Linked DNA regions of Mus musculus: region 2 is linked to region 1. A link is a contact called in ENCODE POLR2A ChIA-PET data. All regions are on one chromosome and are shown on one strand. The core of a region is the stretch at or near the end of the contact, and the rest is flanking DNA. Distances in the headings are between cores, read along the strand shown. Region 1 holds the start of Mif (macrophage migration inhibitory factor (glycosylation-inhibiting factor)). Region 2 holds the start of Derl3 (Der1-like domain family, member 3).

What was found. ChIA-PET counts read pairs that join two places held with the same protein, here RNA polymerase II (POLR2A).
Region 2: POLR2A ChIA-PET joins it to region 1 with 16 read pairs in embryonic stem cell. The contact joins the promoter of Derl3 here to the promoter of Mif in region 1. POLR2A ChIA-PET finds 5 or more read pairs at or near these places in 5 of 5 experiments (Patski and embryonic stem cell).

Annotation. Positions count from the first base shown.
Region 1 is chr10:75,858,771-75,861,660 of GRCm38, forward strand. Mif (macrophage migration inhibitory factor (glycosylation-inhibiting factor)) reads right to left here and starts at 1,507. Exons shown (of 3, transcript NM_010798.3): 1 at 1,291-1,507; 2 at 917-1,089; 3 at 583-773. The coding sequence starts at 1,398. The coding sequence ends at 707. Gm40697 (a long non-coding RNA gene) reads left to right here and starts at 2,140. Exons shown (of 2, transcript XR_871836.3): 1 at 2,140-2,196; 2 at 2,603-2,890.
Region 2 is chr10:75,892,095-75,894,794 of GRCm38, forward strand. Derl3 (Der1-like domain family, member 3) reads left to right here and starts at 1,304. Exons shown (of 7, transcript NM_024440.2): 1 at 1,304-1,423; 2 at 1,525-1,590; 3 at 1,676-1,749; 4 at 1,873-1,966; 5 at 2,338-2,533. The coding sequence starts at 1,331.

The DNA.
Region 1 (2,890 bases), core at 257-2,756:
ACCTTTTACATAAACAATAATCGACGGCAGGTAGTCCCTCCGCCTTCATGAATTCTCAGGGACCTGCTGTGATTGTGGGGGGGGGGGGGGGGAGGGCGTTGGGGAAGTGGGCAGAGTGGTCTAGGGAGAACTCTGTATCCTGGCTACCTCTCCCACCAAGTTAATTGTCCAGATCAAGGAAGTGGCCACCACATGGCTTAGAGCACAGTGATTCTTGGGAAGGAAAATGGGGCCGAGGAAGGTGCAGGCCCAGCTGGAGCACACTATTAATTTCTCCCCTGTATCCAAGCACCTCCCCTTCCATGACACATATTACCGGCTCCATTTGCCACTGTGGTAAGGACCTAATTAACACTCCTGACCAGGTGAATAAGTCGGCCTCTTTTATACATAAGGCTGCATAGGAGAGGCCACAAGAAAGGACATCTGAACCACTGGACTAGTTTAGAGAGGACCAAACTGGCCAGCTTCGACCCTGCCATCACACCCCAATCCCACGTTCAGAGCCTGGGCTTCCATTCAAGGTCCCCACCCTGCACCCAATTCCTCCGCAAGCCAAGGAAGCAGAAGCTGAGGCAACCGTGGTCTCTTATAAACCATTTATTTCTCCCGGCTGGAAGGTGGGCATCGCTACCGGTGGATAAACACAGAACACTACGTGGAGCGAGGCTCAAAGAACAGCGGTGCAGGTAAGTGGGGCCAGGACTCAAGCGAAGGTGGAACCGTTCCAGCCCACGTTGGCAGCGTTCATGTCGTAATAGTTGATGTAGACCCTGAGAAAATGAAAGCCTGGCTCAGCTAAGCACGTGGTCTAGGAGAGCGCGCTGCGTGCCAGTGTCCTCTGAACGCCCCCCCCTCTTTGCCTGCTGACCTCCCAGTGCCCCTCCTCCCCCTCCTCCCCTCGTCCCCCACGCACCGGTCCGGGCTGATGTGCAGGCGATCGGACAGCAGGCCACACAGCAGCTTACTGTAGTTGCGGTTCTGGGCACCACCGATCTTGCCGATGCTGTGCAGGCTGCAGAGGGCGCAGGGATCGTTCGTGCCGCTAAAAGTCATGAGCTGGTCCGGGACCACGTGCACTGCGATGTACTGGGTGGGGGGAGGGGCGGCGAGGCGGGAGGGATACAGACACACTGTTAGACCGCCTGAAAGACTGCCTACAGGGCCACAGGTCTTCCGGAGAGCTCCAGCCGCCACCCGCCGGCACACCTTGGCTTCCAGCCCCATCCCTCCTCACACGTCGGGCCGGCCCACCCCACCCTACTCTCTTCCTGTGTCCTCCCTGCAAACCTGTGCGGGCTTGCCGGTGGCCTGCGCCAGCTGCTGGGTGAGCTCCGACAGAAACCCCTCTGGCACGGAGGCGCGGGGAACATTGGTGTTCACGATGAACATAGGCATGGTGGCGGAGAGACTGCGAGCGTGGACCGGAGGACGGTACAAAGCGCGGTGTGACCCAAGCCAGGGACCTGAGCTACGTGACCCAGCTCAGTACCGCCCCAAGCCGGCTGCCGCTCCGCCTCCGCTGACGTCAGACTACGTCCCAAAGGGGCGGTGACTGCCCTTCAGCGCGCTGCTTCTGCAGAGGTCTTGCTGTGCTTCTGGTGCTGTAGGAAGTATTACATGGGCTCTTTGTTTCCTAAGATGGAAACGGAGGATGCTAGATAGTGAGGACTTGACTCTAGTGATTAGGTTTGTCGAGGCATTCCAGGTAGATGCTACAGATTAACCGTATAGTAAGAAGTTCAGGTCTGAGAGATTTCTGTTCCAAGAAGAGGGAACTTAAGTTATTGGTGGAACCTGTAGGTTGGCCTTATTTCTCATGCTAGTGGGCTAGGATCGACCTACTTTAGTGAATACAACTTAACCTCAAACAATGAGCCAAAAGCGTGATGGCTTGTACTTGGAGAAAAAACAATCCTTCCTTGCCTTGGGAACTTTTCTCTAAGCTCAAGAAATTAGCCAAGCCCCATCACTTGCTTGCTTTTGCTCTCCTGTTGTACCAACAGTCAGCCCTCGATCCCCTGCCTGGCCCAGTATCACCTTCGTCCCACACACTTTCAACTGCGACTTTTTGTGTGTCCTGAGCCTCCTGGGACACGTGTCCACCAGGCCTAGGCTTGTGAGTGTGAAATGGGGAAGGAGGCAGAACGGAGTCGCCATCTAGTTACTTCCCTACATTCCTGTTACTCCACACAGGTGAGGATGCTTGGAGAGATTCCCAGGGGAGGAGTGGGCAGCAGGCTGTGAGCCAGCGGTACTAACTAGTTCTGCTCCTCTGGCCAATTGCCAGTCCTCAGGGAAGCCCTGCTCAAATTAGATCCAGCAGAGTCACCCTTATCTAGAGCCCTTGGTAGACTTTGTATAGCTTTCTCATTAACAAGTGAGACATCCGACCGGTGCCCAGGAAATGTCACGGGAATTTTGGGACTTCCTTTGTTTTCCCTAGCCCTTTTTAATTTTTGTTAAAAACTTTACAGTGGATCAAGAGATTGTAGTGTGGGGACTACCAGTTCTGTCTGTGATGTCAAGGTTTCTATTAGGTTTCTGACAGAAATGAAGATATTCTAAAGAGACACTTGTGCCCCCTCCCTTTGGCTAACAGACTATTGAAACAATGGTTCCCAAGGAAATGGAATTTTCTCTGGAGTCTCCTGCTGGTGAAAGAGAAAGGCTGGAAGGCAGAGATTTTATGCAGCTCTGGACGCTTGTCAGTCTTGCAGAAGAGACTGAAGCTTGACAGTGCTGCTGGGGGATCACATCTTGAGCAGAATCTCTTAGTTCTACCTACCTCTTGCCCTCTATTTAAATGTAAACTTCCTCTGGCAGGACCCTGAAGATGAGCTTGGGGTGACAGTCACTGGACTTCCTTTATGTTCCTCTTCCTTCCCAG
Region 2 (2,700 bases), core at 54-2,553, 33 kb after region 1:
CTCTGCCTCCCAAGTGCTGGGATTAAAGGTATATGACACCATGCCTGGCAAACGTTTCTCTTTAAGTTCTTCTGGGTAGACTTGCTAAGGGGTACAATGGTAATTCTATGTTTTAAGTTTTATTTGAATAAAATGAAATCAGTATTTTAGCTTTCTGAGACAGCGTTTGGTTTTGTATCTCAGGTATCATGATCAGAACTCACTATCCTGCCTCCAATTTCCTCGTCTGATAATTGTATATTTATTTATTTAGAGATGACATTTCGCTATGTAATCCTTGCTGGCCTGGAACGCTGTTGACGAGACTGGCCTCGGACCCTCAGAGATCTCCCCGCCTCTGCCTTTGGAGTGTTGGGAATGAAGGCGAGCTCCACTCCACCCAGTGGTCGTCTTGCTTTCTACATTTGAGCACCGCATTTACTGTTCCCCATAGAAGCTGAGTCATTTTAAATCCCCACAAAAAAAACGCAAGAAAAACGTGTACTTTTTCATAACCTGGACAGTGCACGTTACTGTTTTGTTTGTATAACCTTTTAGTGAGCACAGGGATCTTTTAGAAGTGACAGTTAAATGTCACCTCTTCAAATAGGCTTCACAGGTCACCTTACTTACCGTGGAGGTGAGTCTCAGGCATTATTTTCCATCGAGGAGCTTTTCTAGGTTGCGCGGTATCAAACTGTCTGGACCATGATAGACAGTGTCTTTTGTTGGCTACAGGATCCCCAGCATTTATCAGAATGTTCGACACACAGTAGGTCCTCAATAAATGATTGACTAATGGCATTTTTCTCTTTTACCAAGTTTCAAGTCCTTCTCCAATCTGCCCACTTACTCCTGCATGGCTCAGAACCCTCAACCTGGTCCTCCCCGCAGCGTACACCCAGGAAGGTCAGGACTGGAGCCAGCAAGTGATAACTGGATTCTAGAGTTTTACAGAATGTCACCAGAAAGCCGGAGGTTGGCCTGAGGCCTGTTCAGCATCTCGGCCCGCCCCATTTCTCGATTCTTTGTGCCTCTTTTCATAGCCCCGCCCCCGTGGCAATCTCGTGGGTCCTTGCTATTGGTTCTTTTCTAGATGCTGTCAAACGATTGGCCACAACACCTCCCACGCCTCCATAGCAGCCACAACAACCGCCACGTGCTCTACCGTGGGACTTCCCCATTGGCTAGCCGCCTCGGATACACCTGGCCGTCCCGCTTCCTCTTCCCATTGGCTTTCCAGTCCCCAGGCTCGGCTCCTCGGACGCTGATTGGCCCCCAGAGAGCGAGGCGGGGCTTGGGGGCGGGTAAAGAGAGCGGGTTTGCCAGCGCGCGCGCTAAGGATTTTTCGATGGCTGGGCAGAGGCTGGCGGCGGGCTTCCTGCAGGTGCCCGCGGTGACACGCGCCTACACCGCGGCCTGCGTCCTCACCACGGCCGCAGTGGTGAGCGGGCCGGGCGGGCGTGGCGGCACCATGGTTACAGTCCCCGGTGGGTTAGGGATGTCGCCTGCTTCCCGGGGCTTACACTGCCTCCTGTCCCACAGCAGCTGGAGCTCCTCAGCCCCTTCCAGCTCTACTTCAACCCGCACCTGGTGTTCCGGAAGTTCCAGGTGAGGCGGCCTTGACCCAGGCGCCTGGCAGCCAGGACCCTGCCCTCCATCCCCGCGCCTCACCGCCACCCCCACCTCTTTGCAGGTCTGGAGGCTCATCACCACCTTCCTCTTCTTCGGGCCCCTGGGATTCGGCTTCTTTTTCAACATGCTCTTCGTGTATCCTGGGCCACCTTGGCGGGGGCTGGGGGTGGAGTGAGCCCGGGATGGGGGTTATGCTGGGGTGGTGACGGGGGAAACTGAGGCCCAGTCGACGTGGCACTTCCTATGCCAGTGTTGCAGGTTCCGCTACTGCCGCATGCTGGAGGAGGGTTCTTTCCGTGGCCGCAAGGCTGACTTCGTTTTCATGTTTCTCTTCGGTGGTGTTCTTATGACTGTATCCTTCTGTATGTTCAGTATTATTGGACCAAAGAGTCGCCTTCTTATCTGTCGTGACCCAGACTAGGAGGGACAGGCATTCGGAGCCTGGCAGCCATTTAGCTTAGGTGCCCCAGCTAGTTCTTCAGTGTCCCTGAACAGCACAACAGGGAGATATAGGGCAGTCTGGTAGACTACCAAGGCTCTGAAACATGGATGCAAGAGCCAGAAGGAGCAGGCACGGGAACTGATGGGGCCTGGGTACCTGGAAATCACAGAAAGGGGTTCTCAAATCTCTGGAATACACCAGGGATATGAGGGAACCCGTGGAAAGGGTCAGAGGCACTGTGGGCAGCAGACTGCTCCAGGAAGCCTTGACTCTTGGTCCAGCTGCTGGGATTCCTGGGCAGCCTGTTTTTCCTGGGACAGGCCCTCATGGCCATGCTGGTCTATGTATGGAGCCGTCGCAGCCCTCACGTGAGGGTCAACTTCTTCGGCTTACTCAACTTCCAGGCACCATTCCTGCCCTGGGCCCTCATGGGCTTCTCGCTGCTGCTGGGCAACTCGGTTGTCACAGACCTGTTAGGTGAGCTGGCCCACCGTTGCCACTCACCCCCAGGCCTGCTGCTCCCAGGGAGCCAGCTCATACATCCCTTCCCCGGCTCCTCCCAACCCCTCATCTTCTCCTAACTTCTTGTTCGTTATTAATGCCCCTCAAGCAATCCAGCTGGACCACAGGATTTGCATCTGCAG